2 separate regions of the Homo sapiens genome follow, and region 2 is linked to region 1. The links are chromatin loops, found by intact Hi-C in ENCODE. Cell type or tissue: left ventricle myocardium inferior. All regions are shown on one strand. Each heading gives the region's core, and the rest is flanking DNA. Links, peaks and the distances in the headings are about the cores only. Region 1 overlaps SRRM4 (serine/arginine repetitive matrix 4). Region 2 overlaps CCDC60 (coiled-coil domain containing 60).

Region 1 (8,335 bases), core at 64-8,063:
ATCAACCCCCTGGCCTGATGGAAGTCAAAAGCTGGCTTGGAATACTCAGAAAAAACAGCCCAGACCTTCATTTTGGAGGAAACTGAGGCCCAGGAAGATGAAGGGGTCATGCCTAAGAGCACAGATGGAAACTGAGGGCTGACCTAGAAGCTGCCCCAAGCTGGCTGAGAAAGCAGAAAATTGAACAGGCAGTCAGAGAACAAGAGTCTTACCTGTGCCTTCTCTTCTTGGAGAATGACCTGAAAAGAAAGAAAGAAAAAAAATGAAAAGAAGAATCAAAGAAAAAAAAGGCAGAGAAAGAGAGGGAGAGAGAGAGAGATGGAGAGAGGGAGAGAAGGAGAGAAAGGAGGAAGGAAGAAAGGGAGGGATGGTGAAGGAAGGGAGGGAGGGGAAAACGTAAATATAGGTGAGTTTGAAAGTTTTTTTTTTTCCTGGTATGAAGGTATCAGCATGTTTGTGATCACGCTACAGGGGGTCGGGACACCTAGCTAATCCTCCTCCTCTCTTAGATTTCAGAGACTATGAAAATTGTATGGGAGATACTGGTTTGATTCTGAATTTCCAGATCAAAGCCTACCGGTGCTCCAATCCTCCCCCAAAACTGTCAGTAAATCTGTCCTGGATGAGGCTGGATAAGGAGAACGTAGAGAGAGTCTTCTGCCTTTCCCCTCCTCCATTCTCCATCTCATCTTCTCTCTCCCTTGTTGTGCATTCCTCCTCCTCCTCATCCTCATCATCACCGTCATCATCATGAGACAGCCAGCTTCCACATGTGGAACTCTTACTGTGTGCCAGGTTCTGTACTTAGCACCTGTCACGTACAATCTCATTCAATCTTCCCCAAGCCCTGTGGAGTACTATTAACAACCATTTTACAAAAACACTGACGATCAGAGAAGTTGATTAAGTTGCTCAGAGTCAAACAGCATCACCCATGTAGCTTCTTCTCATTCTTCAGTGCTCCAGTTGGAGGCCGTCTTCTCCTTGTAACATTTTCTGAGTCCCTCAGGCTGGTTGGATGCCTCCTGTCTACTCCCCCAAGCTCTGGGTGAGCCTCTGAGCTTATCATCATCAGGGTACAGACTTCTCCATATTAGAATGATCGATTTTCCCCACTAGAATGTGAGAATTGGAGGGCAGGGACTGGGTTTTGGTTTCTTTTCTGGGACTCAGAATCCTCATTCATGATACATAATGGGTGTTCAATAAATAGATGTGAAAAATCATTTTTTAAAAATTTTAATTTTTATTCTAAGTTCTGGGGTACATACGCAGGATGTGCTGGTTTGCTACATGTAATGTGTGCCATGGTGGTTTGCTGCACCTATCAACCCATCACCTAGGTATTAAGTGCAGCATGCATTAGCTAGAAAAATGAAAAATTTTTAAAAACTCAGAAGCCTTGCTAACTGAGGAGAGACAAAAAAAAAAAAAAAAATCTCAGTGCTTTCGCTACCCCTAGGTCCCATCTCCAAAAGTGTCAGCTATCATTCACCAAACATTTCAAGAGCCTGGAGAGGCTGGACCAGGAGTAGGATGGTGCTCGGGAGGTCAGGGTTTGGGAAGGAATAGCAACAGAATTTCCCCTCCTAATCATCTCCCTCATATGAACCCCCTACTCTGTAAAGCTCTAAGACCTGGGCTGACCGGGCAGGAAAAGCCTGTTTCTGACTGTCTGTCAGTGTCTTTCTCATGAGAAGGAATCTGTGAGTGAGAAGCCACTTGGCTTCCAGAGCCCAAATATGGGAAAGTTGTTCTCCCTTCCCCCAGCGAACCCCCAAATTGGGAGGAGCTGCTCAGCAAAGGGAGGTGATAAGGTGGCCATCTAGAATCATAAGTGTGGGCCATTGCCTCTACAAAGGACTCCACTTGGGGAAAGATTGCTGACACCAAATTAACAACATTTCACTAATTAGTTTGCCCATGCCTTGTAGTAAACACAAACTCAGATAACATCAGTCAGGAAGTCTGGGCAGGTGGTTGACATAACCAGTGAGAGCCAACTGAGTTTGAGGCCACTCTAGCAACCAGCACTGAGATGTGGTCATATCCCTGGATTGGGAAAAGCCACACTGGTGCAACTTTGAACTGGACTTGAGATGCAGGGGGAAGCCCCAAACAACCTCTTACCTCTCATTCATTCTGTTGTTAATTGCACAAGTAATCTACAATTGATGTAGGAAAATTGGATGATACGGATAAGCAAAAGTAATATATAAATCACTCTTTTCCCATTATCCGCAGCTCACTACAGCAAATAACTTGTATAGGGAGCTTCAAACTTCCTGCCTCCAGGGGCCAAGCAGGCTTTGTAAGTGGGTAGAGCAGGCTGGACAGGTCCTAAGGCCAACTGGAGCACTCTGTCTAAATGCTTGGCAACTCCTCAGCTCCAGGGGATGGTTGCTCGTGGGAAAATAGGCCCAGAGAAGACAGACCTTCTGACTCTACAGAGGAACTAGAAAACTGTATTTCTGTATTGCAGAATCTTCCAATTATAAAGTGTTGGTTTGGGCCATAAACCACAAACCTGAGCCCTCTGTTGTATATCCTTTGTTTGTTTGTTTGTTTGTTTGTTTTTTAGACAGAGTCTCACTCTGCTGCCAGGCTGGAGTGCAATGGAGCGATCTCGGCTCACTGCAACCTCTGACTCCCCGGTTCAAGTGATTCTTCTGCCTCAGCGTCCCAAATAGCTGGGATTACAGGCACGTGCCACCACACCTGGCTAATTTTTGTATTTTTAGTAGAGACTGGGTTTCACCATGTTGGCCAGGATGGTCTCGACCTCCTGACCTCGTGATCTGCCCACCTTGGTCTCCCAAAGTGCCAGGACTACAGTATCCTTTTAGTCTTTTCCTTCCCCTGTAAACATACACGTGTGTGTGTGTGTGTGTGCACAGTGAACACCAGGAACATGGGCCCAGTTCATGATGCGCTGTAACTACCGTCACTGCATCCCCATGCACCAGCATGGGAAATCTCAGCACAGCCATGTTTTTCAACATGATCTCATTCTCTAGCATGCAATGGACTGACAAGAGGGGCATTTCCTTGGGAATTTGGAATAAGGAACAAGACAGAGAGATTCAGTGTCTCCTTGCAACTTGGCCTGCAACATGGAGAGATGGGGCAGGGTGCAGCCATGTCCCTCATGGGGACCAGGAGACAGCGGGCACTTCAGGTCCCAGGTGGGTCCTGTCAGCTTTCCACTCCTTGTTCTAGCCCCTTGCTCAGGCCTGGCTGGTCCCTGAGTCACTCCTGCTTCTTTATAATCAAGTCCTCCTCTGGCCTCAGTTAGCATGTGTGGACCTCTAGTCTTCGCAGCCACAGTCCCAGCTTACACAAGACACAAATACGTAAAAAGACATAGATAATTGTTTTACATAAATGACATGATATGCTTCCAGATGACCTTTTAGTGCCATCAACTGTCCTCCCCACCCCACCTGGGGAGGTCTTGTTTGCAGAGAAAAAGGACAATACCTGCGTCGCTTGTGTTTCTTGGAACTTTTCTTCTTCTTTTTCTTGACAGGCGATGGGCTATAGGATGAGGACCTGCCAGGGCCAAGAAGACACATTTCAGAAGGAGGCTCTTAAAGGCCAAGGTTGGTTTCAAAAAGAACCTTCCCCAGTCCTTATACAGGGTTTTAGCTCTTGCAGGAACACACATCAAAGATAATATCCATGCTGATACTAGCTTGCATTTGTAAGCAATTTTTAATTGCTCACAAATTTAATTTTACTTTTCATTTGATTTTAATTTTTAACAAGTTAATGTAAACCATTACCTTGTGTTTTGTAAGCATTATCTCATTCAATCCTTTCACACACTTCTTAGGTAGGTACAATTGCTACCCTCCCTTTTCAGACAAAGAAAATGAAGTTCAGAGAGGTGAAGTGACCGGCCTAAAGACACACAGCTAGGAAGTAGATGAGCTGGGATCCCACTGGTTTTTGCTCTCAGTCACCATAGCACCTCACAGCTGCCTGCCTGGTCAAGCTGGAAAGGCTTCCTTCTGTCTGCTGTTCTCCCTTCAAGCTGCAACCCTCCTCTCAAAGTCTCAGGGTTTCTCCTTTGCCCCATCCTTTGTCTCCCTGGTAAGACTGAGCCCCTGAAGGATATCTTGCCAGGCTGCGGCTGCACGGATAGTGCCATCAAAGTGTTACCTGAGCAACAGAGCTACTCTGAGTCCATGGTGATGACTCAAGACTGAGGCTCAGGTGACCTAAGTTCCAATCTTGACTACTACCAACTCACAGAGCCACCTTGGGCATGTCAAGGCTCATCTCTAAGTCTCTTATTTCCCCGCTGACAAAAGACCAGGGTTGAAACAGATGAGAGGTTACAAATTCAATGCTAACAGGGCCCTCTCAGGTAACATGAATGGATGAAGCAGGCTGGGTGGAAGACAGTAGGGAGTAGTGGGGACTGTGGGGGAACCAGAGAGGTTCTGGCTGGAGGGGAGTCTGCTTCTCAGATTAGCCGAAGATCCTGTGTAGGAATTCAGGTCTGGGCTTCTACAGCACCTGCCTTTTCTAAAGGAGCCTCCAAAACTCCACATTTTCATATGAAATCTCCCGATTTGGAAATGTTGACCACCAATTAAAAAAAAAATCAAATCACTTTGCAGGTCAAACAAAACATGTCTGCAGAAGGGAATGGCTGAGAAACAATTCAGCCTTCAAGGAATCATAACATTTGTCCCCAGACACATGCTCAGTGAATATTCACTGGATGAACGAGTCAATTAGTGAATCTTAATATCTGAGGTTTCCTTTTTTAGAGTATTCTCTGGCCCACCCCTCAAATTAGGAAATCCAAAGCACTTGCCTCAATTTCATCTCCTACCCTACAATGGCTAGGACTCAGAGTCTTCATCCATATTTCCCCCTGGCTCCTCTTTGAGCCTGTCCTTTTAGAATGAGGCTAAGGGGTGTCTGTGAAACAAGGTTCCAGAAAACCTGGAGTTGAAGCCCAAGTCATCAGATGCTGCTCTCTGCTGCCCCCTACAGGTTTCTATAAATACTGCCTCAGAAGTTTGCTGTGATTCTCAGTTGGCAGCCTTAAGGGTTAATTTAAGCCTGCCCCTCTGGAGTTGGCACACTAGAGATGCTTTCAGTCTAGTTAGTGGCAGCCTACAAGCAAATCTGGAAATCATTTTAAATATAAAAAAATTTTAAAGGAATTGGACGTAGAAAAAATGCATAGGATACCAAAGAGTCAATAGCTGGCAAACAAACAAACAGCACCCCTCCCCTCCAACACCCACCTATTATCCTAGATATTGAACTAGTTAGGTGGGCGTCGTAGAACCAACTGAGAACCTGGCGTCAAGCCCCTGTAGATCCTGTCACCACCTCTGTGAGCCTTTATTTTCTCATCTCTAAAATGGGAATAATAATGCTTTCCTGGTAGACAATGGTCAGGGATAAAAGAGATAATGAAGACCACGGTGCCTAGTCTAGTCCTCTGCATCTAGTAAGCTCTCAAAAAATAATTCAATATTCATGCTAAAGACTATGCTTCCGGCCAGGCGCGGTGGTTCACGCTTGTAACCCCAGCACTTTGGAAGGCCGAGGCAGGCGGATCACAAGGTCAGGAGATGGAGACCATCCTGGCTAACACAGTGAAATTCTGTCTCTACTAAAAATACAAAAAATTAGCCTGGCGTGGTGGCGGGCGCCTGTAGTCACAGCTACTCGGGAGGCTGAGGCAGGAGAATGGAGTGAACCTGGGAGGCGGAGATTGCAGGGAGCCGAGATCATGCCAGTGCACTCCAGCCTGGGTGACAGAGCGAGACTCCGTCTCAAAAAAAAAAAAAAAAAAAAAAGACTATGCTTCCTATTAATTAGTCATTTACCATGTGCCAGGTACTGTGACAGCCGCTTCCACATTAATTTTTCATGTAATTTTCATGAAATCTCAAAAGGTAGATATTATCACCATTTTGGAGAAGTATAATAAAAACAGGAACAGAGATGTAAAGTGACTTGCCCAAGGTCACACAGCTAGTTAAGCATCAGAGAGGGGATTTGAACCCAAGAGGGAGCCACTGTCTGACTTTGAAACCCATATTTTGTCCCTGCCTGCATCTTACAGGTTTTATCTCCCTCTTGGTGCTCTTACCTCCTTCTCTTCTTCCGAGTGGATTTCTTCTTTTTCTTCTTTCCCCTGGAGGAAGGTGGTGGTGTCAAGTCTTTGTCATGAGAGGCACTGTGAGGAGCAAAGAGAGGAGCATTAGATAACTCATGGTTCCCCAACTCCCCAACCAGAGCTGGTGCAGCCAGGGAAGGACCCAGGTCCTTGGATGATCAAGGACCTATAGCCAGTGCCTCATTACCACCTCATGGCTGATTGGGTCACACTTCAGACTAAGTACCTAAATAAGGACTTAATGCCGAGTTAATGAGACAGACGTTGTACGTTACCCAAACACCAACTGATTATTAAAAACAGAGTTATAGAGGTTAACTACTCCTAAATAGATTTATTATTGAATTTGCAAATGGCTTGCCTTGGTAAATAAATCACTTTTTAAATAACTCATCAGCCGTTCAGCCCCCTCCCTCCCCAATATATCGTGTCCGTAGTTCCTGCTGGAAATTTAATAGCAGGCGGAAGGTATGTTAAGTAGCAGCTGATTATTAAAAGTATATTTGCCAAGGTCTAATGTAACGAGATACGTATCTTATATTGCCTCGCAGAACCTCAAAAACCTCCGCTCTTCAAGAATAATTATTTCCTGTTCAATTAAATTCAAATGCTGAGGCTGCAGTTAAATGAAGTCAAGTTATCTTCTTTTATAATTGGGGCAGGCTCCAGGGATTTTTTTAAAAACACTATCCCATGGCAAAGGAAGATGGTTTTAGATGAAAAACTGCTTGGGAATTGGAACATGCCAACCTAGTGGAACCTCAAGGGGAAAACATAATCTTACTACTAATATTGTCATTATTTCAGCAGTGACACAACTAGCATTTATGCGCTTGTTATGTGCCAAGTTTTTTTATATATTGGGATACAAACACTTTGAGAATGGTATGACTTTTACTGTCTTGAGCCTCAGAAAGGTTAATTAACTTGCTGATGGCTAGACAATTAGAATGTGTCCAGGCTAGGATTTGAATCAAGGCCTGTGTGATTCCTACCCTGAGATTTTCCCCACAAAACCAGCTGCCTTCTCAAACTTGTTTGTGTGGCCAATCATCTGGAAATTACCCAACTTTTTATAGAATATCATAAAGTACTGCTGTATTTAATTCCATTTTAAGAATCTGGATCATTGTGGTTAGTAGAAAGAATGATAAAATGGTTAGAATATATGCCAGGGTCTCTATCTTCAGCAAATAAGAATCATATAGCTATATTTATAATATTTTCAAGAGAGCCACTTTTTAAAAATTATCAGATGTCATTTTATTTAAACAGCTGGAGGAGAGACTATTTATATTATTGAGCTTTTCTACTAATTTGCTTTCCTGAATGTGGAACTTTTGATGTGCTGTTTTTTTTTAATTTTAATTTTAAATTTGTACATTCCGGGCTACATTTGCAGGATGTGCAGGTTTGTTACATAGATAAATGTGTGCCATGGTGGTTTGCTGCACCTATCAACCCGTCACCTAGGTATTAAGCCCAGCATGCATTTGCTCTTTTCCCTAATGCTCTTCCTCAGCCACCACTCTCCCCCAACAGGCCCCAGTGTGTGATGTTCCCCTTCCTGTGTCCATGTGTTCTCAATGTTCAGCTCCCACTTATAAGTGAGATCATGCAGTATTTGGTTTTCTGTTCTTGCATTGGTTTGCAGAGGATAATAGCTTCCAGCTTCATCCTTGTGCCTGCAAAGGACAGGATCTTGTTCATAGTATGGAATACTGCATAGTATTCCATGGTATATGTATACCACATTTTCTTTATCCAGCCTATCATTGATGGGCATTTGGGTTCATTTCATGTCTTTGCTATTGTGAATAGTGCTGCAATGAACATATGCGTGCATGTATCTTTATAATAGAATGACATATATTCATTCCTTTGGGTATATACCCAGTAATGGGATTGCTGGGTCAAATGGTATTTCTGGTTCTAGGTCTTTGAGGAACCACCATCTTCCACAATGGTTGAACTAATTTACATTCCCACTAATAGTGTAAAAGCATTCCTATTTCTGTACAACCTCACCAGCATCTGTTGTTTCTTGACTTTTTAATAATTGCCATTCTGACTGGCGTGAGATGGCATCTCATTGTGGTTTTGATTTGCATTTCTAAGAGGGTCCCTTTTAGTAGGTTAAAAATAAGTATCACAGGAATTAAGTACCTAACTACTTAACTACAC
Region 2 (8,335 bases), core at 197-8,196, 290 kb before region 1:
CTGTAAATAAAGTTTTATTAGAACACAGAAAATGGATATTGAGTGAAATCCCAGTCTTCTATGTTTGCAAAATCTCAAATCATTTATCTTTTTGCATTTCTTAATTGTTTGTTGGTGTGAGGGCTGGAGTACATTTTGGGGACAATAAAGATGTCATTCATTAAGGTCTTGCTGCTGCCTAGTAGCTGCAATACCTCCTCTTCCTCATTGCAAGGGAGACCTTCAGTAGATAACCAGGCAACTTCCCAAGGTGTTACAGAAGTTCTTTTTGGCTGTCACAACTTGCTGGGGGTTGGGGGGTGGTGCATCTAGTAAGTAGATGCCCATGATGCTGCTAAACATCCTACAATATACAGGACAGTCCTTCTTCCCCCACAAAGCCGTATCAGCTCCAAACTTTCAAGAGTGCTGAGGTTGAGCAACACTGTTGCTAAGACAAGAGCTGTGTTTTTATTTTGCCTGGAGATCCCGGGGCACCCAGCACCCAGGTTGGCGATGATCAGGATCTAGGTTTTGCTTTCCCCTACACCGGAGTCTGTGGTAGGCAGCCTCTTAAGATATCCCCCATGATACCCACCTCCTGGTACTCACACTCTTGTATAATCTCCTCCCCTGGAGGTTGGGCTGAACCTAGTAACTCACTTCTAATGACTAGAACATGGCAAAAGTGATGCAATGTCCCTTCTGAGATGAGGTTACAGGATAAACATGGCTTCTGTCTTGGGCACCTGCTCTTGATCTGGGGAAAACCAGCTTCCAAGTTGTGAGCTTCTCTTTGGGAGAGGTCCACATAGCAAGAAACTTATTAGGTTGGTGCCAATGTCATTGCGGTTATTGCTATTACTCTTTGTTTTTTTTTTGAGACGGAGTCTCGCTCTGTCACCCAGGCTGGAGTGCAGTGGCCTGATCTCGGCTCACTGCAAGCTCTGCCTCCAGGTTCACACCATTCTCCTGCCTCAGCCTCCCAAGTAGCTGGGACTACAGGCGCCCGCCACCACGCCTGGCTAATTTTTTGTATTTTTTTTAGTAGAGACAGGGTTTCACCGTGTTAGCCAGGATGGTTTCGATCTCCTGACCTCGTGATCCACCCACCTCGGCCTCCCAAAGTGCTGAGATTACAGGTGTGAGCCACTGCGCCCAGCCCTTGCTATTACTTTTAAATGGCAGAAACCACAACTACGTTTGCACCAGCCTAATACATCTCTAGCCTACAGCCAGAAAGCACCTGATACCAGCCAATAGCCAAGTGTATGAGCTCAGGAGTGAGCCGTCTCCCTGTTGAGTCTTGAAATAACTGTAGGCCCAGCTGCCATCTTCAGTGTGGCCTCAGGAGATCCTGAAGCAGAGGCTCCCAGCTAAGCCATGCCTAGATTCCCGACCCACAGAGATTGTGAGATAATCAATGTTTGTTGCCTTAAGCTGCTAAGGTTTAGAGTAATTTGTCACATAGAAATATGTAACTGAAATACAGCTATACAGGAATAAACTCTCCACAAGAAACAGTTGATGATTTGGGTTACATAAACTCATTTACTTTCTCTTTAGGGGCTAGTCACAAAATTAATAGCTCTTCTTTGACTATAACAGTCTCCCCTATTGGCAAGAAAAATGTGTTGGTCTGTTTCAGGGTGTGAGCCATTAGCTGGCTCCCATATGCATTTAAAAAAAACCTTTTTATTTCTAATAAAATAAAGCAGAGAAAACCTTTTTATTTTTAATTTAATTTAATTTTTTGTCCACGGCCTGGGCATGACTTGGTTGTAAACAAGATCATTCCATAACTGAACTACCACAGGAGACAGTAGATTGTAGTATTGAAAAGCACAGACTTAATCAGACAGACTTGGTTTTAAATCCCAGCTCTGCCATTTGCTAACTGTTTGGGCAAGAGCCATAAGAAATACACCTTCTGGAGTGCCCATTTTATGGGTTAAAAAAAAGCCACTACCAAGGCATGGAGGGGCAGAGTGACTGCATATAACTACAGGGTCAGGAAATGAACCCAGTGGTGATCATTAAGTGAAGAAACTACTGGGTCGTTTCCAAGGTAAGCAAGTAGAACAACAATCTCGGGCTTTCTTAATTGGTACATATGCATGCATGTGTGCTTGGATAGATACAACATATTTTTAGTAATTAATTAATTTATTTTTGAGACAGGGTCTTGCTCTGTCACCCAGACTGGAGTGCAGTGGCATGATCATAGCTCGCTGCAGTCTCGAACTCTCGGGCTCAAGTGATCCTCCTTCCTGAGGCTCCCAAGTAGCTGGGACCACAGGCACGTGCCACCATGCCTGGCTAATTAAATTTCTTTTTCTTTTCTTTTCTTTTCTTTTTTTTTGTAGAGGTGAGTTGTCACTATGTTGCCGAGGCTGATGTTGAACTCCTAGCCTCAAGTAATTGTCCCGCCTTGGCCTCCCAAAGTGCTGGGATTATAGGTGTGAGCCACAGTGCCTGGCCAGATACATCATCTTATAATTTTAATTTTCCTACTGCACTTGGCCACCTGGCTTCTAGTGTTATGCTCCATTTACGTACACACACCCCACCTGGATGGGACATTCATGCCAAGGGCAGTCAGAATATACCCCCCTATGGCCCTGGATGTCCCCTCGGTGTTCTCTGCTGACCCCACTGGCATTGTGGTGACTGTTCTGGCACCTCTCATGACAAGAAGATATTTGTCCTTAGCTGTCCCTAAAGTGGTATTTCCAGCCAGCGTGTTATGAACATTGAATGCTGTAAAGACTCACTGCTGATGAAGGAACTTTACAAACATGAAACCAAAATGCAGCCGTGATGCCTGTCACCATGTCTCAGTCCCTGGAGGAAGTAGAGAAACCCTAGTGTATTGCATCCTCTGGTGCTCTGGCTTCAGCCTGAGGATCAGTGGGGGTATGTAGGTAAGTGGGTGGGGCTGGAGCACCAAGACTTGGCTTATATTCATGAAGTAAAAAGAAAACCAAGCAGCTCCAATTTAAAACCTTTTTTTTTTTTTGCTATATTCAGCTTACCTTTTTATTATGTTTTGTATTCATATTTTAAACATATTCAAAACCACTGATTTAAGCAGCTATTCCTCTTACATTGTAAATGCTGTTTTCTCTCTCCTCCTCTGGATTCTAGCATTGCAATGTATGCGAGGAGTATGACCTTGTCACATTGTGTTTTTGGTTTCAGGCACAATGCCAAACAAAGAGTGGCTTCTTGGCAGTTATTTGTTCAGTGAGTGGATGAAGGGATGAAAATAAAACTTCAATATGTGTTGATTTTTCAACTTTTAGACAACTCAGAGACAAAGCCTGGGAAACTGAATTATGGGTATGGAATGTGAATGCTATTGATCTTGACAATGTAAAAATAGTAATAAAGACGCAAGGGGAGCTGATGAGACCCTCATCTCTTCCACAAAGTAAGGAGTCAAAGACGCTGTCTAGGGTGAATGAGGCAAGAAGACCCCAACTCTCTCTCTCTCTCTCTATATATATATATCTATATATATATATATTTTTTGAGACAGAGTTTCCCTCTTGTTGCCCAGGCTGGAGTGCAATGGCACGATCTCTGCTCACCACAATCTCTGCCTCCCGGGTTCAAGCGATTCTCCTGCCTCAGCCTCCTGAATAGCTGGGATTACAGGCATGTGCCACCACTCCCAGCTAATTTTGTATTTTTAGTAAGGGCGGAGTTTCTCTATGTTGGTCAGGCTGGTCTCGAACTCCTGATCTCTGGGGATCCGCCTGCCTTGGCCTCCCAAAGTGCTGGGATTACAGGCGTGAGCCACCACACCCAGCCTCATCTATATTTTTTAATTACAGAATTAACCACTAGGGGAGCTGAAGGTAAGGCTACTTTTGGAGGGTGGGAGTTAGGGGTGGGGAGTGGTGTGGGGATGCGGTAACTAGATCCTCATCTTTCACAGCAGAAAATTATTCAAGTTTTAAATGCATAAACTAAGAAATACACGTAAAACTTATATAATTTAGAGGCACGGGTCATTGGAGGAAGTAGCAAAAAGTGTTAGACACGGCTGCCCTGAGGGATGGCATCAAGGATGAGAAGAGGGCAGGGAAGAGGGACTCCTGCTTTACAGCAGAAGATTTTTGATGATATTTGTTTTTGGTTTTTTTTAAATCTGAGAATGTTTTACATTAATTTTCTAAAAACTAACAGAGTTTGAGAGCCCTAGTTGGAGTTAAAATACAGAGCCCGACTTTGTTACCGTGAAAATCAACAAGCACAACAAGCCTTGTAATATCCATGCTCATTTCAGAGTCAAGACAAAATTAATTTGGAAAAGAAAATACAGCCGGGGAACAGAGTTAGCAACCTCAGGAAATTCAAGGAAATGTAATTGAGTAAGAATTATCTCCTTAATTACTTATGACCAAATCAATAACAACGCTGGATGAGAAACCGCAGTTGCCACCAATGAGGATCAAGTCGCTGAGAAACCAATTGGGGTTCAGGCTTGTTTGAAAAGCAAAACACCTTCCTCTTGGTTGTTAGCAAACACGGTTCCTGGGGGTGTGCACGGAGACAGGAGAAGGCTGCAGTTTGCAGCCTGGGGTGGAGAAATGAGCTGAACTTGCTTATTATTTTCAAACGTGAAAGCCTGAATAGAGGAGCTCCTTTCTCCAAAGAGGAGCAAGCATGGATGCCCTTGATGATGTCAAATGCTCATTTTCATGCTTTCCTGGGGTTAATCAGAGACCCAAGCAGGTTCATCATGCAAATTAGAAGGAGGTGAGCCAAGTGCCTCAAAGGTAGGTGAGGGAGCATTTTTGTTTGCAGATCACAAGCTTTTTGTGGGAACTGCAAAGATTTCTTTCAAACCATCTCCATGTGCCTTTGGGGAGGGAGTGGTGAGGATCTTTGTCTCTAAGGGGCCCTGCTGGGCACGACCCTCTAGATCTGTCATGGTTTTGGAGCTGGGTTAAGATCTTATCTAGAGCTGAGATTCAAGAGTGCCCTATCTGCCTAACCTCTGACAGACCTACCTGTCCTCATCCCTGTTGGGGTCTTTGGCAACTAACCAGGACCTTCTCAAGTCCATCTCACACTTGGTGCCTTGCTCCTTGCTCTTCTGACCTGTGGACTTGTCAATAAATCATCCTCACTGTCCAGATATTTCTCCATTCAAAAAGGTCTTCCTGAGCCCCTCTGGGGGTCCCAGCTCAGAGCTAGGAAACACACACCCACCCCCAAACTCCCTCTCAGGGTCTCATTGATGGCAGGGTGGTGGGGGGGAGGTAGGCAGATAATTAAGCAGTTATGATATCATATGATGTAGCTGTGGTGGGAGTGAGGGAGCTGGAGGTGTGAGCACACAACTGACCCAGCAAGGGTGGAGGACAGTCAGAAGGATAAACAAAATGACTTTTTATTTTTTTTGGAGACAGAATCTCACTCTGTCAACCAGGCTGGAGTGCAGTGGCGTGATCTTGGCTCACTGCAATCTCAGCCTCCCGGGTTCAAGTGATTCTCCTGCCTCAGCCTCCCAAGTAGCTGAGATTACAGGCATATGCAACCATGCCCAGCTAACTTTTTTGTATTTTTAGTAGAGACAGAGTTTCGCCATGTTGGCCAGGCTGTTCTCGAACTCCTGACCTCAAGTGATCTGCCCACCTCGGCCTCCAAAAGTGCTGGGATTCTAGGCATGAGCCACTGTGCCCGGCCTAAAGGAAATGACTTCTGAGTACAGTTCTAAAGGATGAGGAATGATTAGTATGTGAGGTGATGGATATGTTAATTAGCTTGATTCAATCATCCCACAATGTATACATACATCAAAACATCACGTTGTATGCCATAAATATATACAATTTTTCATTTTTCAATTGAAAAAATAAATAAAAGAAGAGGAAGGAGGAAGATGTGCCAGGCAGAGGGGACAGCATTTGCAAAGATCGGGATGGAGGTGAGTGAGAACTTGATAGTGAAGGTGGCTCAGTCCAGCTGGAGCATAGCAATAGGGTTGGTGGAGGGGAGGGGTGAGGAACAAGGGAGCGGTAGAAAGGGCCAGTCATGATCGTGACAGCAGCTGGGATCTGGGATTTTATGCAGAGGGCACAGGGGGAAGATGGGGCTGAGGGGTTTGAGTGTGGCTGCTGGGACTCTCCCCAGGCCACTGTGATTGGGAGTGGGACACCAATTTGTAGCTGGGTGATTAAAGCCCAATGTTATGCTCTTGGACTGCAAGCCCAGGAAATCTGCAACTTGGTGATTAAAGCTCGACGTTATGCTCCTAGACTCCAAGCCCAGGAAATCTGCAGACTGGCAGCTAGACGGTACTAGTTTCCTCCCAGGCATAGATGCTCCAGTCAACTCCCCATGGGAGCCTTCCTCTCTCACCTTCCATCCATGTGGCTTCGGAGGTGAACACGGGATGCAGGCCCAGCCAATCAAAATATTCCACCTCCCTGGCTGCAGGGAGGATCTTATTTTTTCATGAGTCTGAGACCCAAAGAAAAACCAAGGTATTTAGTCTCAGGACATTTGCTGCTGCTCTTGGGAAAGAGAAGATCTCTTTCTGCTGGGGTTGCTCCCATGGAAGAATGTGAGCCTAGAGCTCTTGGCGACTATCTTGGCCATCAACTTGGTAAAGCCTGCCTGAGAATGAAGGCAACACAGAAGAAAGAAGAGTATGTATCTGGAGATAATGTTCGAACACTTGGAACTCATTATTCCTAAAGCTAGGTTTATTTGTGGACTTTTTGTTAATCTTAGATAATTAGTTTTCTCTTTTGCGTAGGCCACATTGAATTGGGGTTTTCTATCATTTGCAACTAGCAGGATCTTGATTTGACCACAATTTTGTTAGCATATTGCAAATATTTTTGTCAAGACAACCCCAAACTACACCCCTGGAGAGTTACACTAGTTCTCTGTGGCTAAACCAAAATCCATGGGAGATCTTTCATTTAAAAATTATCAGAGATCATCAGCGTTGAGAGATTACCCAACACAACACCTCCATCACATGACAGACACACTAAAAACAGCTGCCATTTACCTACTAAGTGTCTAAGTGCATACTATGTGCTACCCACTTAGTTTTACACATATTATTTCCATTTACCCTTGCAATATATTTTGTGGGATAGGACTGCTATTATCTCCATTTTACAGATGAGAAAACAGGTCCAGAGAGGTTAATTTCCAGTTACATGACAGAGTAAGGAACAGAGGTGGGGTTCAAACACAAACTGCACTTTGGCTCCAAAGCTTGTACTCTCTCTGCTTCACCAACAGATGTGCAATCTAAGACTCAGAGAAGCTGGAGAATTTTCCTAACGTCACACAGCAAAGGAATGGAAGACTCAGGACAAGAATACACGATCCTCTCCTTCCAACATGTCACCCAGCAGGTGCAATAAGTCAAAGGGCAGGGTATGGGATTTGGAGTCATACAGACCTGAGTTCACCAGCCAGGGTCTTTGGCAGATAAGATTACTCTTTGAGCCTCAGTTTCCTTGTGTGCAAGGTGAGAATAATCACAAAGCCTACTTCATAGGCTTGTGATGGAGAATCAACACAACATCACATGCAGGCCCAGCCAATCAGAATATTCCACCTCCCTGGCTGCAGGGAGATCTTATTTTTTCATGAGTCTGAGGAAGGAACATGAGGCTGCACCTCCAGTGATGGACGTGATGTGTGTATAAAGTTCTTAGGACAGAGCCAGGTTTATGGGGGCTCTCAATAAATGTTAATTGTGAATGTAATTGTTACAATTAATAAGCTGTGCTGTTAATGAAGGTATAAAATGCAGGTGATCTGCCACATGACCACAGGCTAGTTGCTGAATTACAGCGGCCATTGGTCCCACTGGTAAAATAGGGTTATTATCTGCCTTTTGCTCATGACACCAGGGCGTTACAAGAATTAATTAGCAGCTTTACAATGTACTGTGCACTTTGATGCTCTATAAACAGAGAAATGTGATGGTTGAATATTTGTATGATATCCATTATTGAGGATATCTTGAATTGGTTTACTGATGTTAAAATAAATTCAACCTTCCAAAAGTGGATAAATCTATCTGAGTCAAACAAAAGAAGACTGGGTTTTAATTATCTGCCAACACCTTAGAAACCTACAACAACTGGACATCTGGACATCCATAGGCTGAGCTCAATGCCCTTGTCTTGAACGTAGAAAGAGATGCTGAGATTGTCGGGCTGTCTCTTCCTCTAGATCTGAGCTCCTTCGGGGCCAAGATTGCGTCTTGTCTTGCAGTAGATCCCCAGCCTTGAGTACAGGATTTGATACGCAGCAAGTGCTGGATAAATGCTTGATGAATGAAAGGATGGATGGATGGACAGATGGATGG

The links. Hi-C counts contacts between places; a loop is a spot of excess contacts. Peaks named below come from ENCODE experiments on the same cell type or tissue, not always from the same donor. Only the 100,000 strongest peaks of a DNase experiment are listed, where the experiment ranks them.
Region 2: it touches region 1 in a loop (6-fold over the local background); 93 of 110 quality-filtered maps call a loop at or near these places.

Annotation. Positions count from the first base shown.
Region 1 is chr12:119,112,154-119,120,488 of GRCh38, reverse strand. It overlaps SRRM4 (serine/arginine repetitive matrix 4), which reads right to left. Exons shown (of 13, transcript NM_194286.4): 3 at 6,125-6,211; 4 at 3,481-3,552; 5 at 213-239. LOC105370021 (a long non-coding RNA gene) reads left to right here. Exons shown (of 3, transcript XR_945429.3): 2 at 3,530-3,602. Among named protein-coding and RNA genes, the nearest start is that of HSPB8, 63 kb to the left of the region's middle. In left ventricle myocardium inferior, for the core only: CTCF peaks have their summits at 4,804 and 5,011 (motif pointing left); no DNase peak of the experiment used is centred there.
Region 2 is chr12:119,401,350-119,409,684 of GRCh38, reverse strand. All of the region lies in intron 1 of CCDC60 (coiled-coil domain containing 60), which reads right to left. The region is part of intron 2 of PRKAB1-AS1 (PRKAB1, TMEM233 and CCDC60 antisense RNA 1); the gene reads left to right. Among named protein-coding and RNA genes, the nearest start is that of CCDC60, 71 kb to the right of the region's middle. In left ventricle myocardium inferior, for the core only: a CTCF peak has its summit at 3,858; no DNase peak of the experiment used is centred there; H3K27ac peaks cover 1,429 bases.